Regions from separate parts of the Homo sapiens genome. Here region 2 is linked to region 1. A link is an interaction called in ENCODE POLR2A ChIA-PET data of the cell type or tissue named here. Cell type or tissue: OCI-LY7. All regions are shown on one strand. Links, peaks and the distances in the headings refer to the core of each region. The heading gives the core; the rest is flanking DNA. Region 1 has its middle 200 kb from the start of ZNF365. Region 2 has its middle 130 kb from the start of ZNF365.

Region 1 (12,709 bases), core at 3,127-7,126:
GTTCCATGAGTTTCCTTTTCTTTGAGCTGCTCCTCCTTCCCTTCTCTTTGAATCCACCTGAAACTTGAAGACAATCTTCCCTTGTAATCTACAGTATTTTCCCCAGTGCTTCCTCTTTTTCCTGATGAGGATGACTCAAAGAATAATGAATGTTACAATTCTTGACTCAAGAACTGTATTAGTACAGAGAAGTAGTAATAATAATTTGAAGGCTACTTACAATCCCTAACTTTCCAAAGCATGGTTGATTTGAAGTCAGCTTCTTTGTTGGGGACCCCAGGCCGCATTAGGCCTTGCTAATATCTGTGGTCATCCCAGCACATGGAATAAGTTAGTTCAGCTCATATGGGTAAATTTTTCATTCCCAGGGAGTAATTTTGTTAGTGCCAACTTTAAAAAATAATACTACATTGTCTTTGGAGAAGACTTTTTTCCCAAGTAATACAAGTCCCTTTTTTGCCAGCTCATTCAGTCTCATAAAAGCTTTCTGAGGTAAGACTCACTCCCTCTTTTTTTAAGTCAAGAAAAAGTTTGCACAAAGAGAAAGCTGGAGAGAGAAGACCTTTTAGGTCTACATGTAGCAAGGATAACCAGGGAAGTCTCACTTTCACAACAAGGCCACCATGCACAGTTGGGTGGATTGCACACCGTATAACATCAGAGTTCATGGGAATGGTGCTTCCTGAGCAGTGCACAACCTCTTTAGACAGATGTAGTGGCCCCATGGCCCCATCTAGACAGCCTAGTCTGAAGTGAAGTGGAAACCAGTGCTGGGTACTAAGCAAGAGACTAAAGGGTGCTGCCTTTTACTCCTCTTCTTGGACATCCAATCTAGATGGCTCTCACTCTCTTTGTATTCTTATTTAGGTCACAGGAAGGGGAGAGTTTATCAGGCCTATCTCATCACTGTCTTCTTAATGAGGCTGTCATTTCTACAGAAGCACCAAGCCAAAATTGTTTAAAGGGTTGAGCTTTCAGACACATATGGTTACTCTGCAGCAGCATGTGTCAGAAACAGAGAGGCCACATTCCTAAAAGAGTGGGGCCAAGATATATGCATTATGGACTTAACTCCTGACACATTTGGCACAAGTTGAAAAATAAAAGAAAAAAAAACCACCCACTGTCTCAAGAGGCCTTGGGCAGGAACATACAAGGCAAAACGTTTTAGTTGTAGACAAGAAAATGCTGGAGAGTCAGCAGGGGATGAGCTGGTCAGGAAATATCCACTTCCTGTGGACACTCCCAAGTTCTCCCGCGCTGGCCAACCCCCGTTGCAGATGATCCAGCCAACAAAACACTCCACCAAAGTAGCACTGTTGGCTCAGCCAACTCGAGTCAGCTGCGCCGATGACCCCACATGCCCAAGTGGAACCTTCTGGGTTCCTTCCTGAGGGATGTTCAAATAAACCAACAAGAAAGATTTGGATAGGAAATGTGGAGTTCTGGAGGCTAGGGTGGGCAGATGTGTAAGGCTGAGGCTAAAGATGAATTTCCTGACCCTCTCAGGCACACAAACAAGGAATTCAAGTTGACTTTACTCTGAAGAAATGGCTTAAAAGAAATGTTTTTTAACTAACGGTGGGTATTTTTCAATATATGGTTGAAGAATACGGTGACTCATCTCCATTCAGATGAAAACCTACCCCTGAAGTTTGCTGCATTAAATGGGAATTAGTATGCTAAGTCCATAAACCACAACCACCATTTTCAGTGTAAATCAGACTTGTCTCTTAAATTAAAAAAAAAAAGCAATTGCAGCAAGGAGTCATGATGAGATGCCTTGCCTTCAGTGGAAAGGGAAGTATGTTTTCTCTGGCCAGCCTACACAAAATCAGATACTTAATATGATTACTGAGAAGATGGAAAGATTTTCAGGAAAGACTCCTATTGCTCAGCTCCTACCAGCCTGCAAAGGAGTAAGTAGGAAGTCAAAAGGACCAGCCCACTAAAAGAAGGCTGAAAACAGGATCTCTGATTCCACTGAGCAGTTCTGTGAAAGCAGAACATACGAATGGATGGGTTAGGCTGGCAAGAAGTTCCATCAACCAACTAAGCAACCTACTTATTTTTAAGCACCTACTACAGGAGCGTGCTCAAAGGTAGGGTTGCTGCTCTCAAGAAGGGGTTGCATTTTGAGCCTTTGGCAAACCAAGAAAACAAGAAATGCTACAAGCATTTCCAACAGAAATTAGTTACAGAGGTGATAGAAGAGCTGAGATGCCAAGGAAGGACAATCCAATGACCCGGAGATGAGCACCAGCAGGAGGCCCTCCATAGCTCCTAGGTTGAAAGCAGCATTTCCAGAGGCACTGAGGCTGGGGTGAGGAGGCAGAGGTGGAACCAAGGTGGGTCTGATCTGTGGAATCTGGAGCTATGGAGGAGACCCAGCTGTTGCTGGAGAATGAGTTTGAGGCAGAGAATGAGAGGGAGAAACACCCAAACTTACCCTCACTCCCCACTGCCAATGCCTCACCAGTGCCTGTTGTTGACTGCACCAGGCAGAAGCCATCTCACACAGGAACCTGGGGAAGGCAGCCTGCAGGGGTCAGCCCCACAGCAAGGCAGAGCAGAGGAAGGGCAAGGAATAGATATGAGGGCGAGTAGGCCCAGGCCTGGCATGGTGAATGCATTTGGATCATTTTTTACCTTCACAACAATGACCTCACCTCGCCCTGGGCCAGACCATGACAAATCAATTGCAAGCCACAAATGCTGGCTGGGATGGACTCTAGGGTGAACCTCTGCCTCATCTTCTCGCCAGTTATTTAACTCAATTTGGGCTTAGCTCAAGACCCTAAGGAGGTCCCTTAATTCTCTCAGGAGTGAAGGAACTATTTGTAGCCTGATATACATACTGTCTTTTCACAGAAGTCTTGGAACTGACTGTCCTCACTCTTGTTCCCCATGGAGAATTCCAGGATCTAACTGGCCCCATGGCTACATAAGCAAAATCCTGCCTGGCTTTGATTTCATCTATGGCCGGCTCTGCCAAAACCAGCTCCACAAAGACGATGGATGCTCCAGGATGCCTAAATTGATGCTTTCAGGGCCCTAGTGACTAGCCAATGGCATCCCTCTAGCCTGAATATTTCTGAGTTAATGTCCCAAGCCCATGTTGCTAAATTCAACCTTATCAATATTACCAGTGCAGAGGCTCTAGTGTTCCGTACAAGCTGGATAGCCTCAGAATTACTTAACCTCTTCAAATCCCCGTCTCCTCATCTGCACAATTGCAGCAAATACAGGTCTGTTGTGTGGATTAAATGAGACTATGTCTGTTAACATACTTATTCTGGTGCCTGGCACACAAGCAGTGCTCAATAAATGACACAGTTAACTCTTTATCAGTGAGGTTTCCTCTAGTGGCAAGTGACAGAAGCCAGTTCAACTTAACTTAAGCAAAAAAGGCCCAGCATCTGGGCCAGGAGCTCATCCATGGTCTTCACTATGGGTTCTCTCTAATCACTTGGCTCTGTAGTCTTGGCTCTGTAGTCTCTGATTGGTTTCATTTTCAGGCAGACCATCCCCATGAGATGGCAAGATGAATGGTGAGACATCTTCCCAGCTGAGCAACCACAGGAGAAAGAGATCCCAAGAGTTTTCTGAAGATCCTGGAATGGGGCTTCATTGCCTGTTTGCATCACACTTCCAGCCCTGAATTAGTCACTGTGGCCAGGGGATGGAATGCTCTAGTTGGTCAGGACTGGGTTTGGGGTCCATGTAGGTTAAGAGTAAGGGAATGTCAAGTCTCCAAATGGGGTAATAGCCCCTGTAGTGGAAATAGCTTGTATTTGCTTTCCTATTNGTCCCTAGAAGACAAATACAAGCTATTTCCACTACGGGGGCTATTGTTACTATTATTCGGTTGGTGCAAACATAATTGCAGGTTTTGCCATTAAAGTAAGGGCGCCAACCTAATGTTATTATTACAAATTATTCTTTGTTATGTACAACTAATATCACCACCATCCCTGCTACTCTATACTGTACAACTAGGACAAAACTACACTGGAGGAATATTCTAGTGAACAACTAGGCTAACAGGGAGGTAAAAGGGAAAGCCGTAATAGGAGAAAAAAGATCCCAGATAGAAGGAAATAAAAGAGTTCTTAGTAATAGAAGAGAGATAAAGGAAAGCAAAGCCTAAAGTGATAAGTTCTAGGAGACGAATTAAGCATCTTTCAAAACCAAAACCTATCTAACTGGAAATATGTAATACATTTTACAGTTGCTAAATTGAAAACACCTCACTGTGATTATTTAAATAAAGCTTAAATGGCCACATGAAGCATGCATGTTGTATGATGTTCTCCTGCAGCACTGACACAGGTATCTGTGAAGCCAATAAAATTCCCTTCACAGGAAAGCCAGGTCTGCAAATGTCTTATTGCAGACACAGTCAGCAATGCATTCCCCACAAAAGGAGTCTTATGATTTTGGAACATTCTAATTTTTCCTTCTCATTGTCTTAAGTAAAATAAGTATGTGAATTTCTGGAGGAAAGTTCAGATGCTATAGCCGATAGTGAAACATTGTTTGGCTATTTGGCAATGCTATAGTATCCTTAAACAATTGGTTTGCTCTAAGATTAGTGATATTTAGAAGCATATAAATACATAATAGAATACTACTGTAAAACCAACAACTCTGAACTTGAACTTGAACCTATCTTCCTTTTACATACAATATACTCTGTCAACAGAATAATCTAGATTAAGCTGCATTACACAGAACATTGGGAAAACATTGCACATTGCCCTTCTATGAAAACTAAAATTGTGTTCTCAGAAATTTTTCTGCTAAAAATCAATAAAATTTTATAACTAATATGCTATAGGATTTACTTAAGGTGAAGCCTCTGCATGCAAAACCATGGGATAACTGGTTGAAGCTGGTTATTTGAGCCATCTGGGCATTTCACCTGAAGAGCATACAGGCCAAGTTGGCTGAAGCCCACCTGAGTGAAGGAGCTCAGCTGACTGGGAGAAGCAAATCATTCAGCTTCAATATAAGCAGAATATAAGTTCCCTGTTTTGTTTTTTGTAAGAGAGAGTATGCAGTCATTATATAGTTTTACACAACAAGTTTTGAAAGAGAAAGAATGCATGTCTAAGTTGAGCAAGTCTTGAGGAGATTGGATAGTGTATTTTCTCAGTTGTGGAGCAGTGTTCTTGGGACACCAGTCGAGGACTATTATGGAGTCTGATGGGCTCACCAAACAGAGAAGGAATAATATGACCTTACATTTCTAGACTTTATTATACTTCTCAAACCACCCCCCACTCACCTACAGGTAGGGCTGACTCCGAATTTAGTGGCCATCCTGCTCCTGCATATTCTTTTCCATAACACATACAGAATGAAAACAATCTTCACCCATGTTGAGAAAAACAGTCATTTGGTTTATGAAGGATATTTTTTTCTTTCATATTTTGAAGGGTGGTGTAGACCAGATTTAAAAACATGGCTCGAGGAAGCAAGAAATCATTCCCCCAAGTGTTTATTAAGTGCATCACAAATTCATTCAGCATGACTGCTTACACAGAGAAATAAAGGCAAAATGGTAACAAGCTGCGAGCCTCCAAAGTACCTTCAACTTTAGGATCTCCCTGGGAAAGGGTCACAAGTGTAATCATCTTCAGCTGTCCCTGCCTCGCTTCCGCCGTCAATGGAAATATCCAGGCAGGATGAATACACTTTCTGACTAGACTCTCGACTGACCTAGACAGCTTTTGGAAATTCAGGATATACTTTTCCTAAAGCTTCTTAATTTTTCCCATCCCTCCCTAATTGAAAACATCATTTATCCCATTACAGCATGTGGAAAGAGAGGGGAGGGAAAAGCAGACAGAATCTGAATTTAGGATAAAAATTACTTCGTGAGGTTATTATTCTCATTCATAACAGATGACAATTTTCATGTCATTTAGGTGATTCCAGAACAGAATCATCCAAAAAGATATTAAGTACTATTTTTTCATACTATTTATCTCAAAGGATGTAAAATGAGACATGTATACCTACATTTAGTAGCTACTCATCCATATCTTGCATATTTCCTGGGAATGTTTTGAAATGTTGTCAAGTTCAGTTAGCTGTTATTTCACTGGCCACACGTGAAAGAATTTGTCTCCTTCACTTATACTGTGGTGGGTTCCAAAGACTTAGACTTCCTCCAGTGTCTGAGAACTGTCTGAAGATCCTACTTCTAAAGAAATTTGTGGATGAGTAGTTTCTGATGTAACTCTATTCCTCATTTGTAAGGTGACAGCTACTTCTTCAATAGCACAGCTCCTCCATGGGCTTGCAAATGGGCTCAGCCAGCTCAGATTTGAAACACTCTTTAAAATTCTAAGACGATGTGTCATTTCAAGGGTAAAAAAGCAACATTGCTATAAATATGAGTGGATGCTGGAGTCCCAAAGACTTTCAATACCCTGCAGCTTCCTAGCTGCTGACATCAGCAACATGGTTCTTATTATAGAGCTGGATTTCAGACTGTGGAACTTCCCAAGTATCATTTCCACTCTATGTAAAGAACATGGATTCAGTCCGGTTTCCATGGAGTTAATGGATAAGATTTGGAATGGATCCCTCTCTCGGCCATTTCTGCGAATTAACAAGATGACTCTGGTCCACTAACCCATTTCCAGGGACTAAGATAATGTGAAAGAATTTGATTCTGTCACCCATTGGAACTGAAATTGTTGTTTAGCAATGAATACAATTAGCTCCAAATATACTGGATGAATTAGGACCTTCTAAGGCAGTAGCAAAAGAAGAGCTCAAATATCAACAACAACCAAAAACTCAACAATCTGCTCTCGGTCTGAACTTTCAAGCGAATGAATTGTTACTTGCATGGGCTAACAAAATCCCCTTAAAAATTACCTCTGTTCAGTACATATTAACCCATGTGAGTCAAGTTCTTGGCTAGGCTCCTTATAAGCACCATCTCCCATAACCTTCACAATAGTCCAGTGAGGTAGGTATTCCTATTGCTTCCGTTTTACAGTTGATGAGACTGAGGCACAGAGAGATTAGGTAACTTGCCCAAGGGCACACAAAAAGTAAGTGGCACAGTTGAGACATGAAAACAATCCTGACTGACTTTAAATCCCCGGAACCATTCTGCAATCCTGCCTTGACGATAGGTCAAAGTCTCTGCTTCCGTGGTATTAAAATTGAAAAAAAGCAGCAGTTGCTGAGAAAGTTTCACTCAGTGCGACATCTGTAGCTATCTTTTCCCTCTCCCTAGGCTCCTACTTATTAGCTTTCTAATGACACTGACATTTTCTATTTGGCAAATATGCTTTTGTATTGTATGGGTTTTGGGGTTTTTTTGTTTTTTGGGTTCTTCTTGATTCAGTCTCACTCTATGGCCCATCTCTGCTTACTGCAACCTCCGCCTTCCAGGTTCAAGTGATTCTCCTGCCTCAGCCTCCTGTGTAGCTGGGATTACAGGTGCCTGCCATCGCGCACGGCTAACTTTTGTATTTTTAGTAGAGACGGGGTTTCACCATGTTGGCCAGGCTGGTCTCGAAGTCTTGACCTCAAGTGATCCACCGGCCTCATCCTCCCAAACTGCTGGGATTACAGACATGAGCCCACCATGCCCAGCCGGTTTTTTTGTTTTTTTTTTAGAGTCAGAGTCTCGTGGCTCTGTCATCCACCACGCTGGTGTGCAATGGTGCCATCACTGCAGCCTTGAACTCCCAGACTCAAGCAATTCTTCCACCTCAGCCTCCCAAGTAGCTGGGACTACAGGTGTGCACCACTGCATGTGGCCAATTTCTTAATTTTTTTTTTTTAGAAATGGGGTCTTGCTATGTTGTCCAGGCTGGTCTGAAACTCCTGACCTCCTCCCAAAGTGCTGAGATTACAGTGCTGAGCCACTGCACCTGGCTTATTTTATGTTTAAAGCTTGCTTTTGCAGAATGCATATTTCATATCAGCAGTGAAGCATTGAGGAGTCACAGAGGTCTCTCCATGCCTCTACCATGGCAAGGTTGAAAGGAGGCCTTGTGCTTTGGTTTGCTCATCCAAGAACTTGACACATACCACTAGTCCTGCTGGGGGCCTCTCGTCCTATAGGAGACCTTGGTTTGCCAAATGCAAGACCTCAAAGCTCAAAGCCTTCCACAAACATATTTTTAAATCTTTATTCATTTCTGCATATGAGGAAATTAAGGAAATAGAATCTAATTTTGTGAAATTTACATCTTTTAGGCCGATGACAATTATTGTTCTTAAAAAAATGTATATAATAAGCACTATTTCTGTAAATGAGAATGGACACCACTTATGTGTGTGTGATATATATCAGCACGGATATGCCTAAGCCTGGAAGGTTAAAGAAGAAATTAAAAGCAGTAATTACTTCTAGTGGTGTTGGTGATAAAAAGTGGGAACTGAACACCTGGGGTAGGTGGGAAGGAAACTTCTCTTTGAACACCTTTTCTTACCTCTTGATGTTTGAAACATTAGAACTTATTGACTACTCAAAAATGAGTTAATTTGTAGAAAAAAAAATGCCTTTAATGTTTACCTTGAAGGGCAACCAGAGGCCACAGTATCACCATGAGATTAGTCAGGGAGTTAGGTTTGTCTAGAGACAAACATGTCACAGGCAGAAAGTGGCAACTAAAAGCCTAAAAGGGGATGGCTGCCTTACAGGAGGCACAGCCTGTGTCACACCAGCAGAGGTGTAGGAAGCTGACATAACAAGAAAGAGCAAAATTTACCCAATTGTGTCACATATTATCATGCTGTCAAACCTGGAGGACATTATATTAGGTGAAATAAGCCAGGCACAGAAAGGCAGATACCACACGATACCACTTTCTTGTGGAATCTAAAGAAGTCGAACTCGTAAAAGCAGAGAGCAAATAGAGGTGACCAGCAACTGGTAAGGAAGGGGAGACTGGGGAGATGGTCAAAGGATCAACATTTCAGTGAGACAGAAGGAACAGGTTCAAGAGATCTAACATTCAACATGGCAAGTATAGTTTACAACAATGTATTGTGTTCTTGAAAATTGCTGAGAGTACATTTTAAGAGTTCTCACAACCACAGAAAAATGATAAATATGTGAGGTAATGCATATGTTAATTAGCCTAATTTAGCCATTTCACAAACTACACATATTTCAAAACACATGTTGGACATGATAAATATATGTAATTTTTATTTGTCAATTAAAAACAATTAATTTTAAAAACAGGTTCTCAAAATAAAAACAAAATACGGGATTGCTGCAGGACTTCTCAGAGGCTTTAATATGCCATTTTGCATTGAGACCTCCCAAGAGGAGGTGGGCAATGTTTCCTAAAGTTATTTGACAATGGAACCCTCCCTTTCAAGGAGTATCTCACAGGATTAGTGTTCCATGGAATGCATTTTGGAAAATGCTAGATTGTCAAGGACCCATCCAAATAAGAGATTCTGTCTAAGCTATCTGTGGAACTTGGAGTTTTAAAGAGAAGTATTACATTATAACCACCACATTCACCAGTGTAAGGTGTCTTAGATGAAGATCTTTTGGATAAGAAGTATACATTCAATTCAACAAATATTGAGTGGCTATCTGTGCAGGTGCAATTCTGGGGACTCTGGAGCCTGCAGAAAGGAATAACGAAGGTGACTAAGTGAGGCAAAATGTAGTTCCTTAGCTCGTTCTGCAGCAGAAGGCGGCATCTGAGCCATCACAAATGGTCAGTTCTAATTCAACAGATGAGATGTCCTTCTTTATTTCAATTTTCAAAGTGTTTATTCTGAGCCATATAGCTCCTTACATATCGTAAGTGCCCAATATCCACTTCTGAACTGAATGATACATTTTCCCTGGCATTTAGCAAAAGAGGAGCTCTAATACTCTTCAAAGCAGAGCAATGTTAGTGACTTACATGGACATGATAGTTATCCATGGCATGGGCTGTATGGCGCATTTTCATCTACGTAAATGGACAACTCAACTCTAATTTTATGGCTGAACACCTGAGGGACCAAGTGATTACTCATACCGTGCTCCATGACTAGTAACAGGGTCTGTCCCCAGTCACATCATAGATGTCATTTGTGTCTATGGTGAAGTTGACACTCAGGGTCCACTTTATCAGCCATGAGTAGCTGGGAGCTGTCAAACACATGATCTAGAAGTGAACCTTTTAAGTTGGTCTATGCACTGAAAATAATTAACAGAGACCATTTTGAGGTTTAATAAAACATTTTTACATATGTCATTGCCTCTCACAGTTTTTACCATAATCTTGTGAGTGAAAGGGGTTCTTACATCTTCATTTTAGAGAAAACAAAAATGGAAACTCAGAGACCCTTATTCACCTGCGTCTGGTCATACAGCCAGCATGTGATAATTCTGGGAGCCAAATCAAATCCACCCACTCTGGTGCCAAAGCCCACATCCATGTCAGTAAACAACAGTTGCATGGACAGAATCATTGGTCCATGAGTGGTTTATTCTAAAAGCTCACTAGTCAGTATGAGATAGTACTAGGAATTAAAAAGGACCTCCTTCCTAGCTTTATCATGCCCACCTTGGTTCTCATCCTGGGAGATGTATCTACCCTCGCATCAGAAACACCTTATCATAAGGTCATGGACCTCTGAATTAGGATTGATCTCTGCATTGGGTGTGGTAAGAGCCAGGATTTCCCAAGGCAGTGGTTCTGAAACATTGATGGGTATAATAGTCACCTGAGAAAATGTCAAAACTGCAGATTGCCTGCCTTGTCACCAGAGATTCAGGCTACTAGGTCTAGGGTGGAGTCTGGTACCTGCATTTTTCACAAGTCTCTTAGGTCAGCAGTCCCCAACCTTTTTGACATCAGGGACTGGTTTTGCGGAAGACACTTTTCCCATGGACGGGGGTTGGAGTGGAGATGGTTTCAAGATGAAACTGTTACATCTCACCTCAGATCATCAGGCATTAGTTAGATTCTCATAAGGAGGGTACAACTCAGATCCCTCCCACGAGCAGTTCACAATAGGGTTCCAGCTCCTATGGAAATCTAATGCCGCCGCTGATATGACAGGAGGCAGAGCTCAGGTGGTAATGCTAGCTCACCCACCACTCACCTCCTGCTGTGCGGCCCGGTTCCTAACAGGCCACAGACCAGTGCCGGTCCATGGCCCAGGGGTTGGGGATCCCTGTCTTAGGTGATTCCATTCCACAGTTTAAGAAGCATACACTTCAATTTTAGGAGCCTGATCATATCAGAGTAATTCTAGTGTTAGAAATAATTATTCATCCTCCCTGTCAATAACTCTTTGGGTTTGTTTAATTGCACGATAATAGAAAATCAGTGACCTAACCCAATCAATGAGTGATTTAACCCAATCAACAATCAATTCAGTAAACATCTCTTGTTTACTTCACACAAGGTAGTATGTGCAGCTCTTTGTATTTAAAGATGAACAAAATATGATCTCTGCCCTCCACAAACTTACCTTATTAGGAGAGATGGACATGTGAATAAATACACATAATCAATGATTTTAAAAGCAGAATCACTGGGGTACTCCTGAAACACGGCAAAGAAAGGACTCATTCTGCCTGAACACCTCAGACTGCTCCCAAAGGAAGCTGCTTTTAAGCTAAGCCTGGTACACATTTTTAAAAAGCCATGTTAGCAGGAGAACAAAGATAAGGAAATAGAGAAGCATAGGGGTGTCCTAGGAATCTTGAGAGGATCATGTATGAGTAGAATACAGTAGGAGTAGAAAATAAAAATAGTTTTCATTTTCAGGGTCTTTTTAAATTTCCTTTAATCCTGTCAACTACCTGTTATATTGAAGAATCGTCCCTATTTAAAAGATGAACATACTAAGTCAAAGGTTTGTTCGAGAAAAAAAGCCTGCAGGACCTACAAACAATATCAATTTTTGGTGGTGGTGGGGATAATGGGATCATAGGATGTTGTTGTTGTTGCTGCTTTTGTCAATGTGGAAAGGAATATTAGGGATTGATAAAGCCACATACTCTACGAAAAGTAGCATTTAGAAACATACTACACTAAAGTTCAACATTCTATGTAAACTCTCTCTCACTTTCTGCACTAAAGGGCACCAAGAGCCTTTAAAAGGTAGTTGATTCCACGTCGTGGGGTCAGGGAAATGTCAGGATGAGTCTGAGACAGCATGCATCTTTTTATAAAATGACAGAGGCAATGTTCAAAAGGCAAAAGAGACAACTTAAAGAGGCTTCCCTTAACTAGGTTGAACTCAACAAAATAGATAAGATAAAATGAGTAACACAATGTTTCATCAAAGTAAGTTGCAACTCTCTAGGAAAAATTATTAGTTTCTAGTGACACAAAAAAGGTAAAGTTGATATAAAGTGTATAAAAACAAAACATCATTGTAATACAAAGAGGGTTAATATGATAGGCTGTTTTAATTTCTTTTTGGTTTTATAAATTAAGGGTATATAATTAAATACAAATATTTTGCTTCTCTTCTTAATAAGAAATAATCCATAATTTACAGTTCACTACCTGTTATTTTCTGTTTCAGGAGGAAAGAATAAATAGAATTGTATGCAATTCTGAGGAAAATAGGTATGTACTATAAGAAGAATAAGAAACACCAATTAAAACTGGCAAAACAGGGTCCTGCAGTCCATCAGGAGGGGTCACACAAAATAATCAAGTAGAAGGGACATGCCACAGTGTGTTCCAAAAGGACAAGT
Region 2 (12,709 bases), core at 2,857-6,856, 73 kb after region 1:
CAGTCATGTCAGCACCTTCATCTTTTTTCTTAGTAAGAGTCAAATCAATCCTCGTGTTTTGCCAACTTTTCACAGAGAAGGCTTAGATTCGAAATCTCTGTAGACATAATAGGTTTTCTGCTTTCTTTCCTTTCTCCATTTCAACATTCAGAAAACTCACACTGGAAGATAACAGGGCCCTTTCTGAGATTCTTCCTGTCTTCCAGAATCTTTTCCAGGGGAACAGAGCTGCACCAGCCTCAGGTGCCCAAAGGGTATCTGTCTTTCTCTCCAAGAGGAAGGCAAAGCAGTTTGTTCATCTCAGCCTCCTCACCCCCCAGAGGCCCGGTTTGGCTCTGCATTCACAGACACGTGCCCTGTCTTCCTCAACACATCATGGACTGGAGCATGGGAGAAAGTCATGCAACATAGTCAACAGGTCTAGCCTCAGCTTCCCAATACCCACACACATAAAGTTAAACGGAAAGCAATGAACAACACTGGTTGGGGGTGTCCTTGGAAACCAACGGCCTCCATGGCTGACCAACAGCCAAGGCTCCACTCAACCTCAGTGGAGGACCTGAACTCTGACCCTTAGCCTATTACCGAGCAGTGGTGTGATCTTAGATAAAAAACTGAACCTCTCTAGGTCTGTTTCTTCTTCCATGAAATGGAAATAAATAAAATTTTGCCACTAAGAGCATACAATTTCTGTGAAAACCAAAATAATGTAAAATCATTGCCAGGTGTGAATGAAGTCACAGGGGAATATAGAAGAAAAATGATTTGCCCAAATTTCCAAAGCTTTTTTTCAGAGTTGCATCCAAACTAACTCCAGGACTCAACTACTCCATTTGGAGGGTCTCAGACTCCCAACCTCCTCCATCTTTCCATATCTGTGGGTGAAAACTCTGCAAAAACTGTAATGTGCTAGATTTGATGTGCTGTTATTATTATATTTATAACATATAAAGACTGTTCTCGACTCTTATCCTATAATATCACGGCTGGCTTATATGCTCTTACCTTTCTTCTTTAAAAATAAAAAGGATAAAATGTTATTCTTTTTTAAAAAAGCAAACTTTTATGCTTGCTTTATCTTTTAGTAGCAGACAAATAAAACAGCAACAAAAGACCTTTTCTCTGTGGTCATGAAATATATTTCCCTTCTCTGTAGCTCTACCTGTGCATAGATACTATGGTTACAAGGAGACCCTTATCTATTGTAGAATAGAAATTACTGCTCACCTTCTTACCCTAGCCTCCCAAATCCTTCATGGACTTTGGCCAAAGTCCACTGAAAGATGGGCAAAGAGCAGAGATAGAATTCTGGGTGAAAGTTGTGCAGGGTGATCCAAAAGGGGGAAAAAAATCTGCCAGAAGCTATTCCTGGGTTTGCACAATTACTAGAATGAGAAAAAATGGAGAGAGGGACAAAACATCTGGGGATGATAAGGCGGAAACAAGCAAACTTGGGAATTAATAAAAAATACTGTTTTCCAGAAAGGAGCATAGCACTTCAAAACAGATGTTTGGGCTTGAAATTTTCCAGAACAGAACAAATGAGAGGGAAGAAGCAAGACTAAGAACTGGAGCACAGTGGGACCTTCATAAAAGAACCACTGGCCCTCAAAGAGTTAACTGCATTTTGAACATGCTCAGGTCCTTCATCTCTCACTTCCAAATTCTATCCCTTCAAAACACACTTCTCTGTCCATACATCTCCAAATGCACACAGAAGTGTACTTAGTAGCTAACTCCTGAAAAAATTCAAAAAAGGCACACCAATGGAAAACGCCAAGCTGAAGGCAAATCTCCTTTGCTTCTGGGTAGGGAGAAGAAGGGAAGAGCTAGGCAGAGCTAATGATGTCCTCTGAGACTGAGGCTGAGTTACAAACACAACTGAGGTCCAAGTTAGAGATTCAATCTTAAGAAAAGTGGCTGCTTTTTTCCTGCTCATTTCTCTTATCTACCCTGGGAATTAGGCGTATGTTGGAGTGTCCCTAGTATCTTCAGGGACACGGAGACAAACGTGTCCCTGAAGATACTAGAAGGAACATTCAGAGTTTCAACATTAACCTACAGCTGAAGGAGACATTGTTCTTGGCCCTCTGTATCTGGTGTAGGAGGGTACACATTACAGGGTGTTAGAAGCTCAGAAAAAGACTAAACAAGTCATAATTCACTTTAAGACAATCACAGCTATAGTAGATCTATATTTCTATTCAATTACGCCTTGCATTATGCAGCTGTTGGAAACGCTGTTGACCTGATCATATTTTCTTATATATTACAAGGCAATTCTTTCATGTTCCAATAAACAGGTGACTCTACAGCACTGCTGTCCAAGAGATATAATGGAAACCACATATGGAATTTAAACTTTTCTAGTAGCCACATTTTTAAAAAGGGAAAAGGGAAAAAGGTGAAATTAATTTAACAATATGTTGTATGTAATATACTATATCCAAAAATATTATCATTTCAAAATATAATCAACATAAAAATATTCTTGACATATTTCATTTTATTTTTGCATTAAGCCTTCAACATTTGGTATGAATTGTTCACGTGCAGCACATTTCAATTTGGATTAGCCACATTTCAAGTGCTCAATAGCTGATGTGACCAATGGCTGCCATACTGGACAGCAGTCACTGGTTTGACATAGTGATTCTCCTTCTACCCTTTATTTTTGGCAAATTATATCTTAACCTTCTTGAAAGAACTGCCGACAATGTTTCATCAAACATATCATAAAACATAATACATATCCTCAGTTGAAGCAAAAACAACTTTTACACCACAATTAAAATTTGGTGGAATTCCTGTGAAACTATCAAAAATATCAGCATGTCCTGACTTACCTGGTGAGAATAACTAGTAAGTGAGAGAAAGTGGGGCTGAGAAGGGAAAATATGTTTCTACAAAAAGATCCAACTGATAATTATCGGAATGTCTCTTCCATAATAAATTGTCAAATCAAAGCACTTTGGAATATCTAGTCCAAACTTCTTAAGTAATAGAGATAAAGAGCCAGGTAAGTTAGTGTTTGATTCAGGGTTACCCAGAAACTAGTGCCAAGGTTTGTCTTAATGATATATATAATTATATCATTAATTATTTAATATTTAGATATATTTATGTTAATTATATAATTATGCATCTAATATATATTATTATATAATTATATACACAATAGAATATATTATATTATGTTTGAAATACAAATATATGTTATATAAATTTTAGCCTAATTTATGTAGTATAAAAACCAGCTATAGCTTTAAATAACCTTCATTTAAAATCATCTTATATTTTCATTTAAAATCATCTTATATCATTTTTGTGATATTGTAATGTTATTGTTTAGTACATTTGCTGTGTAAATACTATTAACTTTAAAGTTTAGAAATGCCCACATGTTGAAAAAACAACCAAATTAATCTAAATTAACTATGGAGACAGGTTGAAGGAAAGAACTTTTGCCTTCTGTCAAAATAACTCACATTTTTGAAGGACAGCCAAGACACTTAAAGAACATGCATTTGCATTCAGCATTTATTGTAACAAACAACAACAGGAAACATAATTTAGAGACACTTCCCTTTATTAATTTGCTTTTCTGAAGTCAGTTGTAAGTATGATGATTCCCACCCACCCTTTGTTTCTTTCCCCTAGGATGGTGCCTAACCACAATGAGGCCATAATTGGAGAACATAGGAGGATTGATTTGAAAATGTCACAAATGTTAATCAACTCCCATTGACATAAAAGACTCGTTAATTCACTCTGCAGGCAATCAGGTTCACCATGTCTAGGGCATAGTGTAAGGAATGAAACTAAATGGCTGAAAAGGCGAATAAAAGACATTTTTGAATATTTTAATTTTAAAGTGGAATAGCAAAAGATGTAAATCTCAGAGTTAAGAGTTGCCAAAATACACTAGGCTTTTATGTATACTGCATTTCAACTAAGTGGCTCTGAAAAAAATTCTTTGACCACAGAAGAGTTTTCATTGTCTAGTAATCTCAATTCCCTGCTAAATCTTCAGCTATGATTTAATCTATGCAAGTTATAATGAATTTGTTTTAGTGATCCAAAAAAGGGAAATAAAACTGCATTTTCCTTCAATCACTCAGCCCATTTTAAAAGATTATTTTTATAAATGATGTTAAATTGACTTGATTTTCACAGTTGCTTTCAATTAAATCAAAATGACTCTTTCTGGAATGTGCAAAAAATAGAAACGTATAAAAGCAAATCATTTGAAAAGTGGATAATGTGCTACCCACAACTTCATTAGAAATATTTTTTATTGAGTAATATTTATTAGAATAGCATATCCTTAACCTTGATCATACATTATCTATAAGTCAAATTTGTGTTGAGAAATTTTTTTTTGCCATGGATTATTTCCATGTATTTCATTTGTCAACTGAGAAAAATTTGAGTGCCTCTATGAGATACCATGTAGATTACCTCTCTATAAAATTTATACCTGGCTAAGGAAGTCATTACTGAATTATGGAAACTCCTTGTCAGAAACTGCTTCTTAAAATATAAAAAGAAAGACAAAATGGAATTTAAAAAGAAAAAAGATAATTAAAAAATCTTTACATGGTCTGGAATCATTTGCTAGAATGTGCTTTTATTCTCGGTATCCTAGACAGTCAATTACCACTTATTGGAGAGCTATAGTTAACAGTTAACGACCATATGCCTTGAATGAGTGGGCTTGAGGAAGAAAGCACAGAAAGGGGGCCACATTTCACATCTGGACAGTTCAGAGCCTGGCTTAGCTGACAGAAGGGAAATACAATAGAAGGTGGGCCTTAAGTGGAAGTTAGAGACTCACAGAAAGAGGAACTTGGAGCCAGAGGGAGGGTAGAAATTCAAGCCCCAGGGATCTTGCATGAATCTCGAGAAGTCTGGGGTTAGAGGGGCTCTAGCTGAATTTTGGAAAGCAGGGGTCTAATGAAAACCCAATTAGATCTCTTGAAGGTGACTGATTCCCAAGTCTGTGTGTGGGTATGGCTGAAAAGGGGAAGGCCTCTCAGTTTCGCTACAAGAAAAGTCTCTCTTGGCTTTACATTCGTAAAACAATATGGCAGCTCTAGTTTTATCCAAGCAGGGCCCACCTATAATGAGTACCTATTAAGCATTTCTTGAATGCAATTGGGAGCCCAAATGAGCAAACCTAAGGGAGGTTGTCACAATTCTAGAGATGGTAATATTTCTAGAGCCACACAAGAACTGTTAAACAGTAACAAGCAAGAATGTGCCAGTAAAAATCAGTAAAACAATGAACCTCACCCAAACCAGTCAAATCTGCTTATTGACTTGACTTGCTTTTCTTAACCAATTTGTCTTGGGAAGTAACTTTTTCTTTTTCCTCCGATCAACCTAATCAGCAGGTATCCATTCACATTCTAATACATTGTATATTTAAAAGAAAGCTAAATCTGAATTGAATCAATAACACATTAACTACTGAAGAAGTCTGATTCTTTTCTCAAGATCTCTAGGAATAATTTTCAAATAAACCAACCACAAAAACCACCACTGCTTTGGTAGTAATTGGCTTCTAAGGATGATATTTTTACTTGACTAGATACCACTAATGAACAATTACAGTAGGCTGGTCTTAATGACAGCCTTGACTTGCGGTTGCATTATTGAATGGTCCCAATGGCTGATGACTTTCTTTTGTAACCAGAAGTACCCAATTTCGCAGTCCTGTGACTTTTTAACCGATAATCCACCTTGGAAGAAGGAAGCCATCCTCATCATTGAGAGTTGAAAAAAAAAATATTTTTCTTGTTGCTATTTCAAGATTACATTGAAAGACAACTCAGTAATTTGCCACCGAATGACATAACATATTCAATATGCACAATTTTATGGCTAGCTCTAACTTTTGAGGCAGGCTATCATTCAATGAATCTAAAGACAGCTGGTTGTTAAAGAATATGGGGAAGGATTTTATCCTCAACTCTCTATGGACAAAAATGAAATAATCAAGAATAAGGAAAAGATTCTATCTTTGTGATTGCAAAGGAAGAAATGCTAGCTACCAACCTGTCTGTGGCATACAAATTATAGAGGGTTTGGGGGTGGTTCCTCAAATTAACAGATCTATTTAACAGCTCTAATTTACTTCATAATCTTCTGGGGTAGGTGATCACGTAAAATCCAGCCAGGCTTTTGAGAAACATTATCTGTAACAACCAAAGCTCACCCAGGACACTGGGTGCCAGTCACTGACAGACAATTAATATACAGTAGGAACATAAACAAAGTAAGGCAAACAAGAGCATCAAGGATCTTGTTTTTAATACAAAACCAAATTAGTTTATCTTAATGAGCAATTTATCTCTCTCTCTCTCTGAGCAATTTATCTCTCTCTCTCTCTCTCTCTCTCCCCCTCTCTCTCTCAAATGGAAGTTCATAGTAGAGTTCACAGAGGCCTTTGGGGTCAAACAGATCTGGGTTTGAATCCCAAATCTATCATTTTCTGATGATATGTACCTGGGAAAGTTATTTAAATTTATTGAGCCTTAGTTTTTTCATTTAGAAAAAGTAATAATCATTTAGAAAAGGTAATTATCATCAGGATAATACTAATGGTATTTACTTCTCAAGGTTGTAAGGATTCACTGAGATTAAATGTGAAAGTCTGCTACAAAGAGGATACCCAGCAAGTGCCTTTTCTTCCTCCTTTAAAGACAAGTTAGAATTAACAGAACATTCCTCCTTAATTAGGAAGTCACCATTGAATACTTCCTCTACAAATCACCTAGAGGCAAGGGGAATATCATCTGCATAAGAAGACAAGAAAAACGTATTCATTTAATACATATTTACCTAAAATGTATGCAAAGCCTACATAGCTGCCCTGTCACTGGCAGTCTCTTTTGTCATCTTCATCAACCTTGGGGCCTAATTCAGCAAAATCTTAGCCCCAGATAGCAAACCATCCCACAAGGACTTAGCAAGCAATGTAGATTTTATTTTAAAATTTGTGAGCAGATGACACAAAATTTTGTGGAGAGGGAAGAGGGTTTTAACTGCAAACTACATGCAAAAAAAAAAAAAAAAAAAAACCTCGATAAAATCCTCTTTGAACCCTTTTATTTACTCCCATAGCCTTTTTTAGATTCTAGCTACTGGCTGTCCCCTTCCCCAACAGAACCCATTCTCAGAATCTCCGCTATTGTTCCAAACAATTCAGCTTTGACCCCAAAGTGGTGCACACTCCAAAATAAAGCAAAAAGCTAAGATAGTTTACCAGGCCAAAACTCTCTGGAAGTCCCTTAAGCAACAATCTGTGGTTATCTCAACATGCCACTGGAAGTGAGGCTGTCACTCCAAATGTAAATGATGATCTAATTATTTACATAACAAAAGCAAACATTTCTAGCTTGGGGGTTGGGGGGGAGAAATTCTCCATTAAGAAAAAAAATTAGACTTTCTCTGTATCTTTACTTTTACCATACACAAGGCACCATAGCAAGCACCGTGGAAGATATGAGCTTGTACAAGAAATAGAATGTGGGAGATGTATTAATGATCTATTTATGATGTTCCCTATGATAGGAAAGCAGAAAGTTCCGGTATATAGGGAATTCCTTACAGAATATTATTATGGGTAAGGGCCTTTGGAAAGAGATTAAAATATCAAAGTAAATATGTTTTGGGTTGGAATGTAGTGATTTGACATTAGTGAATCAAATATTCACTAATCTTTGAACCAGTCTTGGCACTGGTTGATGAGAAGAGAGCTGGCCATAAAAATGTTACAAATTACTAGTATTTGCCTCCCTGACAATGTTAAGCAGTTGATCTGAAAATCTGGGTCCAACCCAATAGACCAGAGAGGTACAGCCTATCTTCTAATAATCAAGAGGAGAGAGTACTAGAAAAGACTGAAGTAGCACTTGCCTCATGATTTCAGGAATCATATTATGAAATTCTTCCAACTCTGAGTCGAGGCCTTCTAATCGGTGGCCAATTGGAAACCACTGGGAGCTAATAAAGAGGGAAGTGAAGTGATGCAATCAGATTTTTTGTGAAGATTACTTTGACATCTCTCCACAGAATAGCTTAGAAGTAGGAGAGAAGGAAAGCAGGACAGCCACATGTGAGGGTCTAGATTGAGTGGTGTAGGAGAAAGAATGGGTGCACAAGTGTTGAGAACTGCTTCGAACAGGGTTTCAAAAAACTGCTGACTGATCAGATATAAAAGGAGTGAAAAAGAGAAGAGTCAAATATGACTGATTTGATCTCAAGTTATTGAGATCATAGTAATACCATTAACGGAAATGGGGAATTTGAGAGGCCAATCTAAGATTGGGGTTAGGCAAAATTAGTCAAGAAAGATTTAATGCACCCCAATCACTGGACAAGTTGCCAGGGATTCAGCAACAAGAAAACTCAATATGATTGCTATCCTCGTGGAGCTCACAGATGGGGGGAAAACCAATGTCATGTAGATAACTACAGATAGTTAACATTAACAACAGGTGAAATAAATTTTGTACAGTTGCCAAAAAATGGAACTTGTGTTACAGCTTCGGATTTAGAAATGTCTAAGCTACCTTTTATTTTTAAATAACTACAGAGAGGAGAAAAAGGTACAGGCAGCTTTCAAACCTCAGAAACCATTTTATATTCATAGCAGCATTATTCACGAAAGCCAAAAAGTGGAAGCAACACAACGACATCAACTGATGAATGGATAAATAAAATGTGGTACAGTGAAACATTATTGTATCATAAAAAACGAATGAAGAGGCCAGGTGCGGTGGCTCAGGCCTGTAATTCCAGCACTTTGGGAGGTCGAAGTGAGTGGATCACCTGAGGTCAGGAGTTCAAGACCAGGCTGGCCAACATAATGAAACCCCTTCTCTACTAAAAATACAAAAAATTAGCTGGGCGTGGTGGTGTGCGCCTATAATCCCAGCTACTCAGGTGGCTGAGGCAGAAGAATTGCTTGAACCCGGGAGGTGGAGGTTGCAGTGAGCTGAGATTGTGCCATTGCACTTCAGCCTGGGCAACAGGAGAAAAACTTCATCTCAAAAAAAAAAACAAAAAAAGAATGAAGTACCAATTTATGATATAACATGCATGAATCTTGAGAACATCATGTTATGTGAAAGAGATCAGTTATAGAGCAGCACATATCGTATGATTCCATTTATATGAAATGCCCAGAGTAAACAAGTCCATGAAGACAGAAAGCCAATTAGGGCTGGGTATGGGGAGATTTTGTGTTGGGGGGTGAGAGCTAAGAGATGTAGGGTTTCTTTTGTAGATAACGAAGATGTTCTAAATTGATTGTGGTGATGGGTGCACAACTCTGTGGGTATACTCAAAGAGATTGAATTGTACACTTTCAATGATTGAATTGTACAGCATGTGAATTATATCACAATAGAATTTTTTTAGATATGTGGCAGAATATAGAGGTAGGCTATGGAAGAGAAAATATTTTTAAAACCTAAGGGAGTTTGTTTTTTAAGTTCGGTTATGGCTAAAGTGATTAACAACAGGTACAATTCATGAACAGTCATTCTCTTCTATACTGGCCATGATTTATGGCTTTCCACAGTTACCACAGTTTAAATGTCAGATGGTTAAACACAAGTTCTAGCTCAAAGTTGTGTAATAACTTTGGGTGCTAGAGAGTAGAGCATATCACAGTTGGTCATACTCAGGACTTTTGCTTAATCACTGAGTCACCTAAACAAGGCTCTTGGTTTAGTTCACTAAGTTGTAATTCAGTTTCCCTATCAGCATTTTATAGCAAAGTTTCTGAAAAACAAAATATTTTTAGTTCCCATTGATGTGCTTCCTAATTTCCCTTTAATCAGAATTGATTTCCTTCTTATAGGGGTACTAATTTTTGTGTCATATTTTTATTTCTCAAAAAGGGATTTTAATTTTTTTTTCTTCCCACCAGGTGTTAAGAGATCCTACAATGTGAATCTGATCTAGTCAGGGTGGTCAGGGAGTGCTTCCATGAAGAAGGGACATATACAGTGGGATCTGTAGGCATCTGATAGGCAAAGAGAAGAGGAGGAAGAATTTCAGACAGAGGGAAGAGCATGTGCAAGGGCACTGGGACAGAAGAAGCCATAGCCCTGTTCAAGGCTATAGATGTATTAGAGGCGATGAACTACCCAAGTAGCATTACCTGGAGGTTGTTTTTGGGTGCTATGATAGAGGTCAGGAGAAAGAAGACTCTTGAGTTGTCATCAAAATAGAAGTGCCCACAGAAGAAAGAGAGCAAGAAGTAAGAACTGAGACTGGGGAGATGCTTACAAGTAGAACAAAAGCTGGAGAAGAGGAGTTGATGCATAACCTCTTGGGCAGGTAGAAGGGAAACCAAGTGAGTACAAAGTTATAGCAGTAAAAGAGGAGAGATGGACAGAGTGATCAGCTGTGTCAAATGCTAGATATATTAATGAAGGGGAATGAAGATCAGAAAAGGATCAGAATTTGTCAATAAAAGTTCAAGACACTTCCAAGTTTTTAATAATTGTCTAACTCTCCCTCCCCACATGAAGACACTGGGAAAGTAGCTGAGAATCAAAAACACAACACTGGTCTCAGCTTGTCCTAAAGGGACCAGCAGGATCAAATTGTAATGAACTTGACATGTTTCCCCCATAAAGTGAGTTTTTGTAGTGATATGTGCTCTAGTGGATAGCAATGTAGGGGAAAATAAGTAAAAAGAAAATGTATCTTTTGCAGGCATATCCCAAAAAAACTCAAAGAGTTATTTTGGAAGACTAAATCAGGTTTTCCTTTAGCATTTTTATTAGACCCAAATGAAAACAAAGGCTAATTTAGAAGCCAAGCATTGATTTTCCCATTTGTTAATATTATGTCTTACAATGAGTTTTAACACTGAAACTCATCTAATATTAAACAGAAACGGTTGAGTTACTTGTTGATTTTCAATGGCTGTTTTTCCCCCTGCATTCCTCCATGCATTTATTTGTCCTTGTATCAACAATTACTTGAGCTTTACCATATGCAAAGGGGAAGGCTTTACTTCTCTTTGGAAACATAGCCTTCCCTGTTGCATACAGTATTTCCACAACACACAGTCTTCTGATTCGGAGGAAGTGACATGATGGTCTATATTTCAACAGTTCTTTTACAGTGAACTAACAACTTTATAGATGACACCATGACGTTAGGCTTTGAAACTTATGCGAGGGTGAGGATCAAGGAAAACAGAGATCTTTTCGAGATATTTATAATACTCTCAAAGGAGGGACCATTTGGATATCATATTAGTTTCCTGTTGCTGCTGTTGTAAAGGCTGCCAATAAATTACCACAAAGTTAATAGCTTACAACAACACAATCCATTATCTTACAGTTCAGGAGGCCGCAGTCCCAAATCAGTTCACTGGGCTAAAATCAGGGTGGAATCAGGGTTGGCAGAGCTGGTTCTCTCTGTATCCTTTTGGGGAGAGCCCGTTTCTTTAGCTTTTCTGGATTCTGGAGTCTGCCTGCATTCCTTGGCTTGTGAGCCTGTCTTTTCATCACTCCAGCTTCCATCATCCCATTTCCTAAATGTTCCTTTGACCTTCTTGCCTCCCTTACATAAGCACCCTTGTGATTAAATTTAGTTCCCATCCAAGTAATGTAAGATAATCTCCCCATGTCAAGATCCTTATTCACATCTGCAAGTCCCTTTTGACATACAAGGTAACATTCACAGGTTCCAGGAATTAAGACATGGATGTCTTGGGGGTGAGGGGCAGTCAGCCTACCACAGGTGCCATCCTTGCCTGGGATCTCCCTTCTCTGAGAAGTAACTCTCCATCCACAAAAGGAATAGGAACCTGTTGCCATGTTTGTACCATACCTCTTGGCCAGAGTAAATTAGGGGTGAGCACTTCTCCAGTGGATCTGTATTTAGGAAACAGATGCTAGCAAGACCCTGGTGGCATTGCCCAGATCTGCCACAGAAAGACTCAAAGCTGGGCTGGGATTTCAGCTGTGCCTCATGGTGCCTTTTGAATGCAAATGTTAACAAGCTGTCTACCACTAAGCTGTAAACACTAAAAGGATGGAGCAGTTTAATCCATATTTCAATCTCAAGGCTTATTTGTCTTGTTTATAAAGTTTAAAAACAATTAGAAAAGTTTTGCCAACCATTAAAACTTGCCAATCATTTCTTCTTGTCACTCACAATATCATAAATGGCTATGAAGAAAACCCAATGAGGAAATTCAAAGTCAAGATTAATGCCCCATTTATTTGTATAAGTAAACTCAGTCATTCATTTATCAGCTCCCACTAAATTGCATTAACTGTGTCTCCAGATTATAAATCATTCTTATTAAACGAGAGGCATTTCAGTGGTGAAGCTGGGCACTCTAGCCAAGGAGATAACTCACCCCAAATGCTCCTAAATGGAAAGGCTTGCATCTCCTTGATTCTAAATGAAGGTTAAGGTTCCTCATTGCTTCTTCTTCACCAAAAATATTTCATTTCACATCAGTGAAGCCACAATGATAAAAATTACTAATTTCTTTCTTTATTTTAAATTCTTAAATGTATTTCTACTCCCCCACTGCCCTCCACCCCCCCACCAAAAGTTTAACCAAAGACAAAAGTGCCCACTTCTGAACCACACTTAGATCTTTTTTGCTTTTTAAAGACCAAGAGTTTCTTGGCTCACTGAGGCTCTCATGATGTGTGGCACA

What was found. ChIA-PET counts read pairs that join two places held together with the same protein. Peaks named below come from ENCODE experiments on the same cell type or tissue, not always from the same donor. Only the 100,000 strongest peaks of a DNase experiment are listed, where the experiment ranks them.
Region 2: POLR2A ChIA-PET joins it to region 1 with 5 read pairs; 3 of 35 experiments call an interaction of 5 or more read pairs at or near these places.

The regions. Positions count from the first base shown.
Region 1 is chr10:62,571,496-62,584,204 of GRCh38, reverse strand. No RefSeq gene overlaps it. Among named protein-coding and RNA genes, the nearest start is that of ZNF365, 200 kb to the right of the region's middle. In OCI-LY7, for the core only: no CTCF peak of the experiment used is centred there; no DNase peak of the experiment used is centred there.
Region 2 is chr10:62,498,695-62,511,403 of GRCh38, reverse strand. No RefSeq gene overlaps it. Among named protein-coding and RNA genes, the nearest start is that of ZNF365, 130 kb to the right of the region's middle. RefSeq lists a cis regulatory region at 4,231 and an enhancer at 4,147-4,316. In OCI-LY7, for the core only: no CTCF peak of the experiment used is centred there; a DNase peak (open chromatin) is centred at 4,823.